2 separate regions of the Homo sapiens genome follow, and region 2 is linked to region 1. A link is a loop called in an ENCODE intact Hi-C map of the cell type or tissue named here. Cell type or tissue: dorsolateral prefrontal cortex. All regions are shown on one strand. Each heading gives the region's core, and the rest is flanking DNA. Links, peaks and the distances in the headings are about the cores only. Region 1 holds the start of LOC124900940. Region 2 has its middle 16 kb from the start of LINC02213.

The links. Hi-C counts contacts between places; a loop is a spot of excess contacts. Peaks named below come from ENCODE experiments on the same cell type or tissue, not always from the same donor. Only the 100,000 strongest peaks of a DNase experiment are listed, where the experiment ranks them.
Region 2: it touches region 1 in a loop (3-fold over the local background); 7 of 110 quality-filtered maps call a loop at or near these places.

Annotation. Positions count from the first base shown.
Region 1 is chr5:10,455,795-10,465,720 of GRCh38, forward strand. It overlaps ROPN1L (rhophilin associated tail protein 1 like), which reads left to right. Exons shown (of 5, transcript NM_031916.5): 4 at 5,390-5,565; 5 at 9,054-9,232. The coding sequence ends at 9,153. LOC124900940 reads left to right here and starts at 5,572. Exons shown (of 1, transcript XM_047417967.1): 1 at 5,572-9,047. The coding sequence starts at 8,176. The coding sequence ends at 8,901. RefSeq lists an enhancer at 1,899-2,758. In dorsolateral prefrontal cortex, for the core only: no CTCF peak of the experiment used is centred there; a DNase peak (open chromatin) is centred at 4,927.
Region 2 is chr5:10,533,064-10,542,989 of GRCh38, forward strand. No RefSeq gene overlaps it. Among named protein-coding and RNA genes, the nearest start is that of LINC02213, 16 kb to the left of the region's middle. RefSeq lists an enhancer at 1-425. In dorsolateral prefrontal cortex, for the core only: no CTCF peak of the experiment used is centred there; DNase peaks (open chromatin) are centred at 5,295, 5,528 and 5,818; H3K27ac peaks cover 2,500 bases.

The DNA.
Region 1 (9,926 bases), core at 3,654-6,153:
AAACCAGTGCTCGGTCAGAGGCTTTTAAAAACCAGTGCTGGGTCAGAGGCTTTTAAAAACCAGTGCTGGGTCAGAGGCACAGCTTCACTGGAAGTCCAGTCTCTACCCCCAGCACAGGCAGCTGTGCCTCAGAGGGGGACCTCCTTTGTTCTGATTCTGTGTAAAACGGGCCTATTTTCATTTCCATGCCAGCTGAGAGGTGCCCTTGGGGAGGTGTGAGGTGACTGTTGAGGGGCCTCATATCATCATGAGAGCAGCTATAATTTGGAAACTGAAAAACCCCACAGAGTTGGCATGCCGAAAATGCCCGGAAAATAGTGGGTGCCCTCGTGCCTGTGCTCTTCACTCATCTCCACTTGAATTTCAGATTATGGATCAGGTGTAAATACTTGGTTAAAAACTAAGTGTTTGGCTGGGTGCAGTGGCTCACGCCTGTAATCCCAGCACTTTGGGAGGCCAAGGCGGGTGGATCACCTGGGGTCAGGAGTTCGGGACCAGCCTGACCAACATAGTGAAACCCCCGTCTCTACTAAAAATACAAAAATTAGCTGGGCATGGTGGTGTGCACCTGTAACCCCAGCTATTCAGGAGGCTGAGGCAGGAGAATCGCTTGAACCCAGGAGGCGGAGGTTGCAGTCAGCCAAGATCGCATCACTGAACTCCAGCCTGGGTGACAAGAGTAAAACTCCATCTCAAAAAAACAAACAAAAAAATAAGTGCAGCTTGCCAGTCACCTCTGCCCAGCACATATCGCACATGGGAGAATAAATCAGCCACACAGCAGACGGCAGCATGGGGCAGCCATGCCAAGGAGAGGGTCTTTTGGCTGTTGTGCAAGTGACTGTGCCACCCACAGGCCTTTGGAATTGAGAAACAAATGTTAAGAAATGTGACTCGCAGCACAAGATGGAGCAAGTTGCCTTATGAATCCTTCTGGATATAAAAATTGCTGCAGATCTTATTGTCAGAAACGTTGACATGGGTAGTGTCATCACGCCTTTGCAGAGGAAGTGATGCTCGAGTGTTTTGATGTATTTTTCCTTAAATACCGCTTCCTCTGAAGCCTTGGAACGGCGCGTTACACAGATCTCATCTGCCTGCTCCATCCACGCCAACTCCTTCCTTTCCGACTCATCCTTCCTGAGGCCCCGCAGTCCTGCACACGGTGGTGACGGACTTCCATTTGTGTCCAGTGTAAAAGCAAATCCCATCATAACAACATGTCTTTGAGAGTTTCAAGCAAGGAACATGGATTGTGAAATACACGACTCGGCTTTGAGCAAGTCCTGTCTTGGGGACAGTCTTTTAGAGGAGCCACGTGTGCAGTGGTCCTGGAGCGGTGCCTGCAGCTCCACGGAGCAGGTTCTGCACTTTTCCTAGAGAGAGCATCATGTTGCCCTGGGAGCTGCACTCACCCCCTAACCGTGCCGTCCACCTCGGCAGCATCAGGTGCAGCCGCCACCAGCACTGCTGGCATGGGAAGGGGGTGGAAATGGGAGGAACTGCCCCATCAGGCCGCTGGGGACAGGGAGATCAGTTCTGTTCAGGGCTCCATCTCCTGCAGCCAAATATCTGGGTCCTCAGATAGGCGACGTCTGTGCCCCAGGTCTTGTTCCCAGAGCCCGCCTGGCGGCTGCTAGACATAATAAAATGGAGTAGTCACTGGGGTGAGCTCAGAGGCCCACCGGCTGTGCTCCAGTCCTGGCTGGGTGACTTGGGTGATTGCTGAGCCCCTCTGGGCCTGGCCAAGGTGTCTGTCTGCTCCTCGCAGTAACCACACGAGGTGACTGTCATTATTCTCACTCCCAGAGGAGGACAGCGGGCTGTGTTATCAGCCTTGCTCTGACCATGGTGTTCTGTAGGGAAGGCTCATTTTGTCCCATAGCCTGGAGCGGCCTCAGAGCCCTTTCCTGTCCCTGAGGATGTGGGGTTTATTCCTGACACAGCCACTGTGGAGCTGGACAGTCCAGGCCTGGCTTGCAGCGGCCCTTTCCCTGCATCTGCAGCTCCCCCGTGAGGATGGTGCTCCACCCTGGCCCTCCTGTGTTTGTTTCTTGCGCTTCCCTTGGAAGCACAGCCCTAGATTCATCCCTGCAGGCGATTCCCCAGGGATGTCAGCCACCTCCGTGGCTGCTGCAAGCAGGAGCTCTCAGTCTGCCCTCACACCCCACCCCAGCAGCCTGCAGGGCACCACCCTGCTCGGGAAGGTCCTGGTTCTCAGTCATGTTTGCCAAGCGATGTGGTGTAAATACTCCCACTGCTGCTGAGTTCAGGCTGCCAAGGTGAAGTCCTCCAGCTCACACAACTGCTGGAAACTTAGCAGTAGGCTCATGAGCCGGCTCCAGCACAGCACCGGGCTCCGAGGAAATCCTGTGCCACCCGCCAGTCCTTGTCCTTCCTGTCCTGTCCTGTGTGCTTTGACACAGGAGATTGCTCTCTCCACCAGGAAATGCTTTTCTTCACTCACCAGCAGCCTCCCTCCTGGCTGCGCCTTTCAAGTCCCCATGCTGGTCCCTCATCTCCCCAGCTCTTGGTGGTATAGCGTGTCCATGCACTGTCCTCCCACCTCGGCAACCTCGTGGGGCTCGGCTGTATACACCGTCCTGCTCGTATACACTACCCCACCCATGTATACCATCCCCCCGTGTATACCATCCCCCTCATGTACACCATCCCGCTGTGTACACCATCCCGCTGTGTACACCATCCCCCTCATGTACACCATCCCCCTCATGTACACCATCCCCCGTGTACACCATCCCCCCCATGTACACCATCCCCCCTATGTACACCATCCCCCTCATGTACACCGTCCCCACCATGTACATCATCCCCCCATGTACACCGTCCCCACCATGTACACCATCCCCCCATGTACACCGTCCCCACCATGTACACCATCCCCCCGTGTACATCATCCCCTTGTATACACCACCCCACCCGTGTATACCGTCCCCCCATGTACACCATCCCCTCGTGTACACCATTCCCCCGTGTACACCATCCCGCCCATGTACACCATCTCACCCATGTACACCATCCCCCCGTATGCCCCATCCCCCCGTGTACACCATCCCCCCGTGTACACCATCCCCTCGTGTACACCATCCGCCTGTATGCCCCATCCCCCCACCGTGTACACCATCCCGCCCGTGTACACCACCCCACCTGTATACACCACCCCGCCTGTATACCCCATCTCGCCCATGCTCCCAAGTCTCCTCCGTGAGCGCTAGGCCTACTAAGTAGCCACCTGAGTCACCAGTTCCACTGGGCGCCTGACAGACATGTCAGTGGAAGCCACCCCAAACTCAGCTTCTCTCTGGAACTTTTGCAGCTGTTCAGGCACCAAACATTGGAACCACTTTTCATGGTTCTGTCTCTGCCCACATGCAACCACCAGTGAGTTCTGGTAACTCCACCTTCAGGAGAGGCTGAGTCCGGCCCTTCCCAGGCCCCTGGCTGGATTATTCCAGCAGCCTCCTTGCCAGGTTCCCGCCTTCCACCCTCCTCACCGGGTTCCCGCCTTCCACCCTCATCACTGGGTTCCTGCCTTCCACCCTCATCACTGGGTTCTTGCCTTCCACCCTCATCACTTCTCTTCACACATCGGCAGAAGGACTCCTTAGAAACACTCTACAGTGCTCCGTCTTTGTTTAAAACCCTTTGACACCTTCCCATAGACCCCAGCCAAAGCCCAAGTCCTCCCTGGGTCTGTAAAGACCTCCGTGATCTGCCCCCACCCCATCCCGCTGACCTCATTTCCCGCATCCCTGCCTCTCCATGGCCTGCTCTAGCTACCTGGAGCTCCTGGCTGTTTCTGGAGCACACAGAAGTGCCCCTGGAATTCTCCCAGCATCCCACATGACTGGCTCCTTCCCCCTGGGTCTGTGCTTACATGCTCCCTGCTCTGACCGTCCCTGACCACCCGATTGAAAATGTCATCCTCCACCCCGGCACTGCCTGCCTGCTGCTCCAGGCACGCCCTCTTCCAGAGCACCCTAGAATCCAGGTGTTGTGGCTCTCCCACTTGACTGTGATCTCCACATGAGCAGGCGTTAGGTGTCTGTTCACTGCTACATCCTGGTGTGTAACAGGCACTTGGCAAACGTGGAGGGAATGAAGGGCTGTTGCCATGTGTGTGTGTTGGCGAGGGGGGTTACGTTTAAGCAGCCACCTGTGTGAGCTCACCTTCATCAGTAGGCAGCGTGACCATCCAGGCAGGTATGAGATAGCCACTCTGGCAAGGACGGCCTTCACAGAAGGGACTCGAGGTGGGGACTGAGGGGAGGGTCCCATAGGCCAGCTGCGGAATTAGGACACCTGCCCCCACAGCTTACCCTGGCCAGGGTGTTGAAGGCTGCAGGTCATGATGTCTTGGTGCAGAAGGAGAAAAGGAGACCTGGGCTATGTGTTCTCTTTTGAAAAGATAGTAATCTTATGTTACATGGTTCTCCCACCTTCTTGAAACAAACACACAAACAGCTCATGTTTTTTCAACAAGGATGAATTGAGCAAGTTGGAGGTGGGAGGCCATGGGCTGGCCCTGGGGAGCCCTGGTGCCCAGGCCCTGCAGTTCCAGCGCCATGCAGCCTCTGGTCTCATGAAGACGACCTTGGCCTGTTAGCTGCCCCCCACCCCCGCAGGGACTTGGCTGGGAGGGCAGGTGCTAAAAGTGTCTGCCGTGTGGAGGCAGGAAGGCTGCTCAGAGGATGGGCTTTCCCGCTGAAAGCAGAGGGTGGGCTGCTGTCTGGGATGAGCCCAGCAGTTTGGAAGAGTGTGAGGGAGATGAACGGTCTCAGGGAGGAAGTCCGGTTGCTGTTCTGGAGCTGAGACAGAGCCCAGAGCCTTCTGTGTGAACAGGGAGAGAGCCAGGACAGAGCCCGGACAGAGCCCTCCCTTCTGCTCGGTGGGCAGGCATTGGCAGACACCCAGGGCTTCCTTGTAGGCATGCAGGCCGTTGGCTGCCAGCCCTGCCCTCTGCAGGCAGCACCTCTGGCTGGTGGCAGAGTTCATTCAGCCCCTGGGCACGTCCCCGGGTGTGTCTCCGGGCCAGATGGGGCTGCACAGTTCTGCATTAGCTTAGGAAGTTGGTTTTCAAGACATTGATGCTTCCTTTTGTCTGTAACAGTCATTTCTATTTTAATAGAAAATAAGATCTGTGAATTAGAATTTTTTCCTGGTCAATTGCACCCCATTCGAACCTTTCCTTTTCATTTTTCATTATGGCAATTGTACATTCACCTAGTTCTCAGTTCAGATGGAGCACATACTTTTTGGAGAATTTCTGTCAAATATGCTAGAGTGTTGATTCTGCTGATGCCTGCTTTCAATGTGAGTGATGCCAGGAGTAACTGTTTTTCTCCCCACCTGGCTGTGGTGCTCCCAGTCCTTGAACACTGCGCTGAAGCACCTGTGCGAGATCCTCACGGACGATCCGGAGGGCGGGCCCGCTCGCATCCCCTTCAAGACGTTTTCCTACGTTTACCGCTACTTGGCCAGATTAGACTCAGATGTGTCTCCCTTGGAGACGGAATCCTACCTTGCCTCTCTAAAGGAAAATATGTAAGTATGCACCCTCTCTAGGATTCAGGTATGTTGACCATGGGAGAATTTCCTGTTTCACTTCCCCCTTGTAGGGAAAAACTCAGTTTTTCCTTTGCTCTCTCACCACAACAATAATCAACACAGAAGACTGCTATGATCAAATGTGTGGAGGTTTTTCCTCACCAAAAAGCAAGCAAGTGGTCCTGCAGCAGACACCAGCTGTGCATTCTCATTCCGTCTCTACCCTGTCTACCTGGAGATAGCCTGAGATCCCACAGGTTGAGGGTTCAGTCCCCAAGACTGCCCCCACCCTGCCCCATTTCTGATGCTAGTTGCAAGCCCCAGGTTATTTTGCCTGTGCTTCTGACCGACTGGCTCTAAATCAGGGTTCCCACAACCCCTCCTTGGGTCAATTAATTTGCTAGAATGGTTCACAGAACTCAGGGAAACACTCATGTTTACTATTTGATTACAAAGGATATTTTAAAGGCTACCAACAGTCAGAGGAAGACAGACAAAGGGCAAGGTCTGGAAGGGTCTGGAGCATGGGGGCTTTTGCCCCCATGGAGTTGAGGTACATCCCCTCCCTGCCCGCAAATGAGCTCTTGTTCACCTTCCTGTTGGTCTCGATGTGTTTAGCTTCCGGGAAACTTTCTAAGCCCTGTCCTTTTAGGGTTTCTTTTTCCTGGAAGCTTTGTGATTGATTAAATCATTGGCCAATAGTGATCACCTAAGCCATCAGCCCCTCTCCCCACCTCCAAGGTTGGGCTGGGCTGAAAGTCCCACCCCTCTAATCCTGCCTTGGGCTCTCCAGTGACCAGCCCCATCCTGAAGCTACCTGGGCCATCAGCCAATCACAAGCATAAAGAAAGAACTCACTTTGGAGATTCCACAGATTTTACTTGTATGCCAGGAGCGGGGGTTGAAGACCAAATATATATTTCACAATATCACATCCCTTGTCTGCAATAACTTTGTCCCAACGAATCCCGTGTTTGGCAGAAGGTTTAGGCACACCTGATAGTATTCAGGGTGTGTGTAAGTGGAGCCGCAGATCAAAGGCCATCAGCGAAAGCAAGCAGCACCTCAGAAGGGAGCCCGACCTCTCCCGTGGCTCCCACCCATGTGGGCTGAGGCTCAGGTTTTTTTAGACTTTAGAGGGAGAGAATGTATCTTGTCATTAAGACTCATTTATCCCAGATCTATCCTGATTCCTATGTACAGCATGTCAGGTGGTACTAAATTGTAGCATGTTAAAAAGTGAGATAGAGGCTGGGCACGGTGCCTCACGCCTGTAATCCCAGCACTTTGGGAGTCCGAGGCAGGTGGATCACTTGAGATCAGGAGTTCGAGACCAGCCTGGCCAATATGGCAAAACTCCATCTCTACTAAAAAAATAACCAGGTGTGGTGGTGGGTGCCTGTAATCCCAGCTACTCAGGAGGCTGAGGCAAGAGAATCTCTTGAGCCCTGGGGGGGCAGAGGTTACAGTGACCCGAGATTGTGCCATTCCACTTCAGCCTGAGCAACAAGATCGAGACTCCGTCTCAAATAATAACAACAATAATAATAATAATAATAATAATAACTTAAAAAGTGAGATAGAATTCATTTCTCCACAATGAAACGTAGACATGGATTACTGCTGGTGGACCTCCTGACAGTAGTGCCACGGATGCAGGATCATTTGCAGAAACTTGAGGATGTCATTGACATCAGCCACGCAATTCTCACTCTGATGAACTTGCTATATGACCCCGACACATTGCATGTTATGTTGTATTTGCACCAGGCTGCATGTGATGTAAGGCTGGTTCTGCTCTGAAGCATGACTTGGAGCTAACGTTGGAATATATTGTCCAGTGTTCTGATCACCTGTAACATTTTTAAACAAGATTAATGAATCCTCCCTTTAAAGACAAGATGCAGAGTAAAAAGGAACAAAGCTCTTGGGTCCTGCGGAAGTTCTCATTTGTTCATTCCCTAAACCATCATTGGGTGCTGACTCTGCACCCTGCACTACCTATGGGGAGGCAGAGAGAGCAGCCCAGGGCTGGTGGGGTGGGCAGAGGTGGTGGTGACAACCGCAGGGTCCGGGGAGCTGTGGTGCTGCAGAGTAAGCCTGGTTAACAGCAAGAAAGGGCCTTCTAGGTGCAAGGGCAGGAAAGGGCCCAGGTCCTCCAGGCTCCAGCCCCAAGGGAGATGGGGTCCCTGAGGTCTTCCCGGCACTTCCCCTTGGGACCACTGCCCCCCAAGTGCTGGTTATGGTTTGTCCCTGAGCCCCACACCTCTCATCTCGAATTGCCCACAGTACAGTTTATTGAGCACCTGCTCTGTGCCAGGCATTGGCGCAGGTGCCGGGGATGTAGTCAGTGAACAGGTCACGCCCTGACCCCTGGAGTTTTGCCCTGTGGAGCAGACAGACATCAGACAAGCAGATTTTAAGACAGTAGGTCATGTTCAGTGCCAAGAGGACAGTAAGCCAGGGATAGGGACCAATGGGGGCTGGTCCCAGGGCCGCCTTCTGGCACAGCACACACCCCTGCTCGCCTCAGCCTCCTGAGAAGCCCCCTGGCCTGTCATCACCACCCAGAGTCTTGTCCCCTCCTCCCACCCTTTCCAACCGGCCATGATGCCACCTAGGATGCAGGCCACAGCACCAGGAGCTGGCGCTCAAGTGATCCGCCAGCCTCCGCCTCCCTTCCTGTGCCAGTGGAGCCTGCGTTCTGTGCCCTGCCCCACCTGTCCCAGCCGTCCTCGTCTCCTTGTCCCTTCCACATCGTTTCCTCTCCTTCCTTCAAACTCACATCCCCTCTGCCCACCATGGGCTGAGCCTCTGGACTCCATGGTCCCTCTTTTTCCTCCTTCCTCTGTCATCCACTGTCACTCCAACCCTCCTGTCCTCGTGGAAGACCGCAGCTCCCAAGCCATCCCTTCTGTCCGCCTTATTCTTGACACCATCCTGGCTGGTGTCTGCAGTCACATGGACGACACAGTACTTTGTCCCCAGCTCTCCTCCTGGTGCCCACAGCCTCTGCTTCTGCACCGCCATCCGGGTCATGCTGGGCCCCTTCTCCTGCCCGATCCGCGCACCTCTTCTCTTCTTTTGTGCTCTCTGATGCGGCTACTCCGCCTGACAGAGCCACCTGGGACATGGGTGGTTCCATCTCATTCCAAATCCATGTCCCAAGCCTCCAAAGAACTGGGACCCTGTGCAGCAGCCACTTCTCCCACCACTTTCCTGAGATCACAAGTCATCAAAAAAGAAAAACCTATGCATATAGCACCCATCTTTTCACCTAGAAATAAAGCTACATTTATTATACGTTTTGGTGCACTTTGCACAAGAAAATAGAATGCTTTATTTTTGGAAGTAAGAATTACTGATGAGCAACCATAAATAGTTTTTAAAAGTAGACCTTTTAAATTATATCGCATTTTATAAAAATGTTACTAAGTATATGATGAGAAATTACCAATAAATATCTTTATCTGTTTCCAATTTAGAGACGCCAGGAAGAACGGCATGATAGGTCTTTCAGATTTCTTCTTTCCAAAGAGGAAACTTTTAGAAAGCATTGAAAACTCTGAAGATGTAGGCCATTAATACAGAGAAGAATACATTTTAATGTCAAAATAGTGCTCTTTAAAATTCTGGCACCAAATACAACTTACCCTGAATCACACACCTCTGTAGTGTGAGTGTTTCTCTAAATGGGAATTTAGTGTGACTGCTTCGTGGGGCCTGATTCATGATTGCTTTTCACTGTGTCTTTTAGGGACCTTAAGTGTAAGAAGTTGATAACAGTAAAATGATCTCTTTTAAGAAAATAATCTATTTGGAGACTGCAGAGTCAGAAGTGGGGCTGGGCAGTTTGAAAAGTGGCTTTTTGGGCCGGGCGCGTTGGCTCACGCCTGTAATCCCAGTGCTTTGAGAGGCCGAGGCGGGTGGATTACGAGGTCGGGAGATCGAGACCATTCTGGCTAACACGGTGAAACCCCGTCTCTACTAAAAATACAAAAAAATTAGCCAGGCGTGGTAGCGGGTGCTGTAGTCCCAGCTACTTGGGAGGCTGAGGCAGGAGAATGGTGTGAACCTGGGAGGCAGAGCTTGCAGTGAGCCGAGATCGCGCCACTGCACTCCAGCCTGGGCGACAGAGCGAGACTCCGTCTCAAAAAAAAACAAAAACAAAAACACAAACGAACAAACAAAAAAAGGGGCTTTTTGGTCAGGCGCAGTGGCTCACACCTGTAATCCCAGCACTTTGGGAGGCTAAGGTGGGAGGATCACTTGAGTCAGTAGTTTGAGAGCAGCCTGGCTAACATGGTGAAACCCCGTCTCTACTAGAAATAATAAAAAAATTAGCCAGGCGTGGCGGT
Region 2 (9,926 bases), core at 4,372-6,871, 78 kb after region 1:
AACCAGTGTTGCTGACACCTGGAGTTTGGATTTCTGGCCCCCAGAACGGTGAGAAACACACATTTCTGTTTTTAAGCTACCCAATTTGTAATGTTTGGTTATGGGGGCCCCAGGATATGAACACACTGGGCCCAGGCCAGGAAGCCCCCTAGGGTCCCCCCCGCAGGCCCCCAACTCTTTACCTTCGATCCCTTCCTGCCCTCCCTATCCTGGGGTCCTCCTTGAAGCCACCTCCACTCGAAGCCACCTCCACTTGACGCCATCCCCAGCACCCTTGGTCCTCTCCCCCTAACTGTAGTTCTCTCCCCGCCACCCCTTCCCCCAGCCCTCCGTCTCCTCCGACCCGCGCCCTGGGTCCCCTCCTCGCCCCGCCCCCGACGTCCCCGGGTCCCCTCCCCTCCTCTGCCAGCGTCTCCACCCCGCTGGCTAACGCAGGGCTGAGTCCTCACCCAGCAGCTTAGGGCCCCTCAGAACTAGAGCGGCAGGAGATTAAGGGTTGCTAATTTGGAAGCAGGGACTGATGTTCTATAAAAAGCAGGGAGGCTTTGGGATCTGTTTGGTTTTTAAGTTTCTAAGCCATTTTAGAAACTCATCCTACACACAAAATGGTGAGGTCCGGGGGATCTGTCTCTGCCTCGCCCTTTCCCCTCCGGGATCGGTCTCTTCCCCTCCCCACCTGCCTCCTGGGACCCTCCAGGAGGAGAGGGGCCTGCAGCAGGGAGAGGAGTGTCCTGTCCTGGAGGAAGAGCTGGGAGGAGAGGACCCTCCCACAGTTCTGGGTGGGAATGGTGGGAGGGTCCTAGGGCCTCTTGCGCCAGGGCAGAGGTGGAGGGGGCGTGGAGGTGGGTGAGTGGCCCCACAGCCCGTGTGCCCACCACGGCCCTGCCAACAGCCTGTGCATTTCAGAAAAGCATCATAGCCCGTGAGGTTGTGGCGTCTGTGGTCCCAGTGCTTTGGGAGGCTGAGGTGGGAGGATCACTTGAGGCCAGGAGCTCGAGGCTGCAGTGAGCTAAGATTGCGCCACTTCACTCCAGCCTAGGTGACAGAGCGAGATCCTGTCCAAAAAGAAAAGAAAAAGGCTGGGCGCGGTGGCTCACCCCTATAATCCCAGCACTTTGGGAGGGCGAGGCGGGCGGATCATGAGGTCAAGAGATGGAGACCATCCTGGCCAACATGGTGAAACTCGTCTCTACAAAAAATACAAAAATTAGCTGGGCGTGGTGGCGAGTGCCTGTAGTCCCAGCTACTCGGGAGGCTGAGGCAGGAGAATTGCTTGAACCTGGGAGGCGAGGTTGCAGTGAGCTGAGATCGTGCCATTGCACTCCGGCGTAGTAAGAGTGAGACTCTGCCTCAAAAAAAAAAAAAAAAAAAAAGAGAGAGAGAGAGGGGTGCGGGGGTTGGCGAGGGGGAAGAAAAGCTTTCTAGGAGAAGAACCCCAGGGAATGAGTCTCTCTTGTTGACATCATTGAGCCCTGGGGGAAAACATTTTGGGTGGGGGCCTTCCAGAGATGCTGTGGAAGTACCATAATACGTGCCAGGGACACACATACAGACATCTGTGCCTCTTGAAGCCGGGGTTAGCGAGGCCTGGGTTGGAAGAGCAGCACAGCTTTCTTCTGCTACAGAGGAGGCATTCAGTGCTGAAAAAGCCAGAATGTTGAAGATGGCTGTGAAATGTCATTTTACTCATTTTCCCATCTTTCTCATCAGGGAGCCAGGGAGCAAGCTCAGTGACTTTGGAAAGCAGCTGTGTGGACCCACACGTGCACACACAGGCACATATGTGCACGCACGTGCCCACACACAGCCATAAGGGAAAGTATGTGGTTGTCTCAGCTCAGTAGTGAGCAGGTTACGTAGAATCTGGAAGCCTTGAGTGAACCCATTCCAATTCCTCTCTGTCGGCGGAAAATACACTAAGTGGTTTTTTGTTTTTGTTTTTGTTTTTGAAATTCACTCGAAGTATTTTTTCTGCCCATCACAAGCCATTTCATTCATAAGCCAAACGTTCCTCCCTCAAAAGCTCGTTCCCTGTGACGAGGCCTTCGTGTTCTCAGAGAGGAATTCCGGGATGTTTGTTTGGGGACATAACATCTGCTGTGTAGCTGTGAAAAGGAAGGATGCAAAGCCCTCAGGGCAGGAGGCACCCAAGGCAGAACGGTGACAGCAGAGTCACAGGGTGGCCCGCAGCTCCCGCCATTCGTATTACTATATGTCCCCATGTAATTAGGTACAGGGAACCCGGGCAGGGGGACCCTGGTGTGGTGGGAGCGTCAGCTTAGGGATGGCCCTGCCCCTTGTCCTCTGGAGACTTGAGGCTGCTCCTGGCCTCTCAGGACACAGACCTGGGTGGGAGGGCAGGAGGTGACAAAATCAGGGATGCCCCAGCCTGGACATGGCACAGGGAGATGTTTACGGGGCAACCTTGTCCCTTGACGTCCCTTCTCAGGAAACAAAGGGTGTCAGGCTGTCTAGTGGCAAACCCAGCCCTAATCCAGCCCTCGTGGGTGGGGTGGAAGGGTAGTGGGGAGCAGGGCAAGATGTTTGGCTCTCAGAAAAGGTGCCGCCTGTGACAACCCACCCTCCAAATGTCTTTTTTTTTTTTTTTTGAGACAGGGTCTTGCTCTGTCACCCAGGCTGGAGTGCAGTGGTGCAATTATAACTCACTGCAGCCTTGAACTCTCGGGCTCAAGCAATTCTCCCACTTCAGCCTCCCGACTAGCTGGGACTACAGGCATGCGCCACCACACCTGGCTAATTTTTTATTTTTTGTAGACACAAGTTCTCCTCCCTATGTTGCCCAGGCTAGTCTCAAACTCCTGGGCTCAAGTGATCTTTCTACCTTGGCTTTCCAAAGTGCTGGAATTACAGGCACGAGCCACCTCACCCATCCCTAATGTCTTTTTTTTTTTTTTTTTTTAATTGAGATGGAGTCTCGCTCTGTTGCCAGGCTGGAGTGCAGTGGTGCTGTCTTGGCTCACAGCAACCTCGGCCTCCTGGGTTTAAGCCATTTTCCTGCCTAAGCCTCCCAAGTAGCTGGGATTACAGGCTCCTGCCACCAATACCTGGCCTAATTTTTTGTACTTTTAGTATTTTAGTAGAGATGGGATTTCACCATGTTGGCCAGGCTGGTTTCAAACTCCTGACCTCAAGTGATACGTCTGCCTTGGTCTCCGAAAGTGCTCGGATTACAGGCATGAGCCACGGCGCCCAGCCTAATGTCTTCTTTTAAAGTCAGTTTATTGAAATACAATTTTTATTTATATTTCTTTAGGTAGCATAATATAATTGATAGTATCATATAATTCTATGATACAATTTGGAACAGAATTATGTAGTATAATTTACTGGTGTATATATATATTATTATCATTTTATAAAATGAGATAGTATAATCTATGTAGTATAATATAGTGTATAATAGTATGTAATTTACATGATATACTGGTCTATGATTTTTGACTAATACATACAATCATGTGATCATTGTTATATTCAGGATCGAGAACAGACCCATCACCTCCAAAAATCCCTTCCAAATGATGTTCCTTTGCAGGGTCCCCCACCTCTGGCCCAGTCCCTGACAGCCACAGGTCTGTTCTCTGTAACATCCTTCGGCCTGGCTCCTTTGACAGACACAAGACCATGGAAATTGGCCTCTGTCATCGCAGTACTGGGTCCCTGCAGCTGGAGGGTGTGGCCTTTTCAGTGATCCTGTCTCTCCTCTTGTGTTTTGTTTTTTTTCTGTTGTTGTTGTTTTTTTTTTTTTTTTAGGTTTAAATGTTATTTGTTCTCAAACCAGACTTTATTATAATTTTACTTTCCAGACTTTAATGGAAGCAAACCCAGCCATAACATTTGAAAATACACTACTTAGCTTATCTCGTTTTCAACTGGGAGAATTGCCATGTTTGACGATCTGTCATTACCTAGGTGACGATCTTAAATAATTTTGCATTCATTTCAACTTCCTGAAATGTGTTTCATAGAACCTCCCAGGGACTGATATTGTTAAAATAAAAAACAGAACCCACAGAGGAAGTCCATTTCCAAATTTAGAAAAGATTGCACTCAGCAAAATTCACGAAGCATCTCATGGCTTCTCCTCCTCGACCTGACAACTGTTCTTGTCACCGAGTAGGCTCCCCTGCCTTCCAGAAGAGACTGTCAGCCACATGCATGACACCGGCATGTCTTGAGGGGCTGTGGTCTCTCCCCTGCTACTGCTCACTGAAGAGTTCGAGTGTTATGCTCTACTGGAACCCCAAAGCCTGCATGTCCCTTTCTGCTGTGGCTTCTCTCCTTTCCTTTTAAAGCAAATGCTTATGTAATCCCGCAGTCACTCTGTGACAGGTCCTGATAAGCCTTTCTCACGTTAACTCATTAAATCCTGGTGAGGCCCTCAGAGCCAGGCGTTGCTCTGGGCCCCCCTGTGCCAACAGCTCCCCAAGGGGCTCCGACAGAAGGACACTGGTATTCATCATTTGCTGCAGCTCTTAGACAACTCTCCCGGCAGGGAAGTTCTCTGTTCAGGCTAATGAAAGTCCCTCCTTGGCTCTTCCATGCCCCACAAGGCATCCCAGGCCACCATTCCTACCGCCCTCAAAGACTCTGGGGAGAGGAGCCAGTTACAGAGGGAATCCAGGTCCATCCCTTTAAGGAGGGCACATCCCAGACTGTCCCAGGGGAGCCTGTGCAGTGCCAGAGGGCCTGAAGCCAGTGGGCAGAGAGAGGGCTGCTGCAGTCGGTGGGGAGGAAGTCACCCCTTCTCCAGCTCCATGATGCTGCCTCACGGTGAGGATGCCCACATCCTGGGCACCCCCTTTGTCTTTCTCTGCCCACCGCACAAACCCAGAGGTGGGAGGGAAACTCATGGTGAGGTGAGGTGCTGTGACTCAGGAGAGCTGGAGTGTGGACCATGTCCATCCCCAAGTCCTGGCCTTTCCTGTTACTCTCTATCATCCAGTGACCTGAGTGATGCTTCCAGGAGATGGAAGAGTTTCGGGGCAAAAGCCCAGACCCTAGAAGTCCAGATGGTGGCCATAAGAATGTAGGAGCGAACTGGACTTGGTGACCACCTGCAGTCCTGCACAGGAAAGCCCTGGAGGGAGGCTCTTGGGGACCCTCTTGGGGACCCTCTCGGTGCCCTGTTATGTTGTGCATGTAGGAGACAGTGTGAGAGAGACTGGATGTGAGTGTGTCAGAGTGTGTGCCTGCATGAGCGAGGCTGAGTGTGTGCGTGAGTGACTGTGAGGGTGTGTGGGTGTGAGGGTGCGTGAGTCAGGATGGGTGTGTGAACACACAGTGGGCAGGAACCCACACTTCTGAATGGATTGTGAGTGTTTTGGGGGCTCCTGGTGCCTTGATCAGGGGTCAGGATCTCTGGCTGTCCCCACCTCCACCTGGAAGAACCAGTCTTCTTCCTGACACTTTTCTGGGCTTCTGAGCCTGGGCTTGGCATCCTCTCTGCAGCCTCCGAGCCTGGGCTTGGCGTCTTCTCTTCAGCCTCTGAGCCTGGGCTTGGCGTATTCTCTGCAGCCTCTGAGGCTGGGCTTGGCATCCTCTCTGCAGCCTTCGAGCCTATGCTTGGTGTCCTCTCTGCAGCCCCCGAGCCTGGGCTTGGCGTCCCCTTTGCAGCCTTTGATCCTTGGCTTGGTGTGCTCTCTGTAGGCAGCCACCTAGGGGGAGCAGCATGGAGCGAGAGTGGGCAGTGGGCGCCGACTCCATGCCACGCCTGCTATGAAATGCTGATTCTAAGCTGGGAATAAATTCCTTGCTAGAAGAACATGCTGTGCAAGGTGGAAAAGGAACAAATAGAACCTCCCCACGCCTCCCACATGCGTGGGGCTCTGGCAGGGAAAGAGATGACTGATTGCTGTCGCAGAAGCGCAGATGCAGGGAGCAACCCGACCCACACCTCCATGGCATGGCAGGCTAATTCATGTTCTTCCTCATGATTTCTTATGTTGTGCTACCTCCAAGGAGTCACTGTAAACATTCGCTGTAGGATTACTCCGTTCCCCCCTTCGTTCCTGTAACACATCCAAACATGTAAAACAAGTCATTTGAAAGTTAGACTGATAACATCCAGACTGGAGTAGGATACATCCAACAATTAGCTTAGTCTGGTTTTATAGGCGTGTATTCTTGTGAAACAGGTCCGACTGTGTTTACCCTTTCCGCAGGGAAAATCTAGTGGAGACGCGGCTGGAGTTGAGGCATTTGCAGTTGAGGCTGGATCATGGTCCACTGTGCTGGCTGAGTCCCCCAGCCCCACTTCCCCAGGTGATTTGGAAACCTTGCTGGGCATGTTTCAGCAGCAAATCAGGCAAGCCTAGTCCCATGTCTTTGGGTTGACCTGGAGACCTGACTGCTGGGAATGCCCACAGCCCTATCTCAAAGAGCGTGCTCCGCTCCCAGGCCCTACTGGCCCCTTCTTGGCTTCAGCTGAGTTGGTCAAGAGTGGATGGGCTCCCAACCCCAGAGAAACTCATGCGGCTGCCTGAGAAACACACTGACACGCAGAGGGCTGAACAGGAAGGGAAGGACTGGGCTGGTCGTCTTCCTGGTTGTGATAACTGACTGGGTTGGAGCAAAAGTTAAAGCTGCAACATGGTCAGCAGGTGAAACAGGAGTCGTGAGAGATCCAAGGCTGGTCAGATTTGTGTGAGTGGGAAGATTCAGTGAGCTAGAGAAAGCACTAAGCCAGCGCAGTGGAGGACCAGAGAGAAAACTGCTGTCTTTGTCAGCTGGGCTGCTATGGCAAAATACCACAGACTGGGTGGCTTACACAACAGGAATTTATTTCTGGAAGTCCAGGATTGAGGTTCTGGCTGATTCAGTTCCTGATGAGAGATGTCTTCCTGCCTTGTAGGTGACTGCCCTCTTGCCCTGTCCTCATATGATGGAGAAAGAGAGAGCGCTCTGGAGTCTCTTCTTACGAAGGCACTCATTTTGTCATGGCCTCATTTAAAGCTAATCACCTCCCCAAAGCCCCATCTCCTAATACCATCATACTGGGGGTTAGGGCTTCAACACAAGAATTGGCGGGGAGACAAACATTCAGTCCATACCAGCAGATACGGGAGACCTGATCTATGGCACAGGCCTCCTCTAGTTCATTCCACGATGCTTTGCACCGACGGGATACCCAGTTCAGGGTTGCCAAGGCCTGTCCGAACCACATGTCAGGGTCTCGGGCATTAGGAAGTTCTGTCACCTCCTAATTTATTACTCCGATGACAGGAAACTCCACCCTCTAACTTTCGAGTCTTAGGAGAGTCTCTGTCCCTTGATAAGGGGGGCGGGGGGGTGGGGGTAAGGAAGAATCCAGGCCAGGCATGGTGGCTCACACCTATGATCCCAGCACTTTGGGAGGCTGAGGCGGGTGGATCACTTGAGATCAGGAGTTCAAGACTTAGCCTGGCCAACATGGTGAAACCCCATCTCTACCAAAAAAATACAAAAAAAAAAAAAAAAAAAAAATTAGCCGGGCATGGTGGCATGTGCCTATAATCCCAGCTACTCAAGAGGCTGAGGCAGGCAAATCACTTGAACCCAGGAGGCAGAGGTTGCAGTGAGCTGAGATTATGCCACTGCACTCCACCTTGGGCGACAGAGCAACACTCCATCTCAAAAAAAAAAAAAAAAAAAAAAGAAAAGAGAAACTCTCAGTTAAGTAAGTCAGTCTTCTGCCAAGTAAGTTTTTATTTTCTTTTTCTTTTTTTCTTCTTTAAATAATAAAGATGGGGTCTTGCTATGTTGCCCAGGCTAGTCTCAAAGGCCTGGCCTCAAATGATCCTGCCACCTCTGCCTCCCAAAGTGCTAGAATTACAGATGTGAGCCACCACACCTGGCCCCAAGTAGGTTTTTAAAATGCAGATGGTACAGGGTCCAGATGAGAACCCTAGGGCCTGTCCACTGCTCTGGTTGGAGCATTCAACCAGCTACGTCCCTCTCTGCTCCAGTGGCCCTCACCCTCACTCACCTACCAGCAGCCTATGAAAGATTGGTATTAACTATTAGATGAAATCCAGTTCTATTCAAAGTTTTTAGAGCTTTGTAAAGGGCCTACTGTGTGCAGGGTACCATGTGGGGTCCCCTGGAGGATGCGTGAATGATGGAGACACGATGCCAACCTTCCATCAGGAGAAGCACAGAAAGAATTTAGCCAAGAAGCCAGCAGGGTGGAGGGATGCCAGGAGGACCCTGAAGGCCCTGCTAAGGATTAAGGCAATTATATTTTACATTCCTCCAACCGGAGACTCTGGAAGTAGACGAAGTGAGCCCCTGCAGTGCATAGTGACTTTCCTCCAAAGAGCACAGCATAGGAACGGGGAGGGCAAAGAGCAACACTGCCATGGGAAGACCTGACCATCGCCGCCTGTCACATGGTCAAGGTCAAGCGTTAGTCGGGTTGACGAGGTGTGCCCTTGCTGTGATGCAATACACGTGGAGCTTTGCCTCTGTGGTCTTCCCCACTAAAACTCACAGCCTTCATCTCACCGTGAGAAAAAAAAATCAGGCAAATTCTGATAGAGGAGCATCCTACAATATCCCTCATCAGTCCTCCTGAAAACCACCAAGATCATCCAAAACCCCGAGTCAGAAACTGTCACAGCAAGAGGGGTCTAAAGACACATGATGACTAGATGTCACGTGAGACCCTGGATGGGATCCTGGAACAGAAAATGGATATTAGGTAAAAACGAAGGAAATCCGAATAATCTAGGGACTTTAGTTCCTAATAATACGTCGGTATTGGTTCGCTAATTATAACAAAATTACTATACTAATGTTAGGTATTAATAATAGGGGCATGGCATATGGGAACTCTGAACTATATGCTCAATATATCTGTAAATCTAAAACTATTTTTTTTGAAGAGCATCTTTTTTTTTTTTTTTTTTTTAACCCTGCAGCAATGAGCTTTGGGATGGACAGCCTGTGAACCAGACTCTCCCTCTCTCCAGGAAATTTGGTGAGCTATTCAGCATCTTTTTAATCTCTTTCTTGCTTAAACTAGCTGCAGTGAGAGCTCTGTTGTCTGCAACCAAGAATCTAGACTAATACCTGCATTTAGTTATTTACATACAGTGTTTAAAAAAGAGAGAGCTGCAGGAGATTTGGTGTCATTTTCCATTTTGAGCTGCGATCATTTTTAAAATGCAGGATAATGTCTGCAAAGTACCTGGGGATAGAGTCAGGACTAATGAGATAATATCTGCAAAATGCTTTGAGTTCCCTGGAGCTGCTGAGAGGCAAGGAACATGCATTATCATCATTAGAAAAAACAAGCTTTGAAAACTTTGGCAGGAAGGCGGATATAAGTGGAAATCAGTTCAATTACTCATGCCTTTCAAAATAGACAAGTTCTATAAAAGTTAAAGTATTTTTTTTTTTTGTAAATCAAATTCCTCTTCATTTCCTCTGTCAAACATTACTGTTCTATGATCTTTCAATTATTTTTGGTTGGACTCCCTTTGACAATGTATTGAAGCAGCTTTCGTTTCTCTGCTTCCAGATTCTCTGGCAGAATATTCTCAAACTTCAAATCTATCTCCATTTTGAGAAAATATACAAAGCATATGCTTTCTTTTAATGTTACTTGAAATTTCAAAACAACATGGTGACCAAAACTAAACCAATACAATGATAGGAATAGAAGAAAATATTATTTTTATTTTTCAAATTTTTTATTTTATTTATTTACTTACCTATTTATTTTTTGAGACAGGGTCTTGCTCTGTTGCCCAGGCTGGAAGGCAGTGGCACGATCACGGCCACAGCCTCCCAAGTAGCTGGGGCTACAGGTGTGCCCCACCGTAATTGGCTAATGTTTTATTTATTTTTGTTTTTTGTAGGGAGGGCATCTCCCTAGGTTGTCTAGACTGGTCTCAAACTCCTGGGCTCAAGCGATTCTCCTG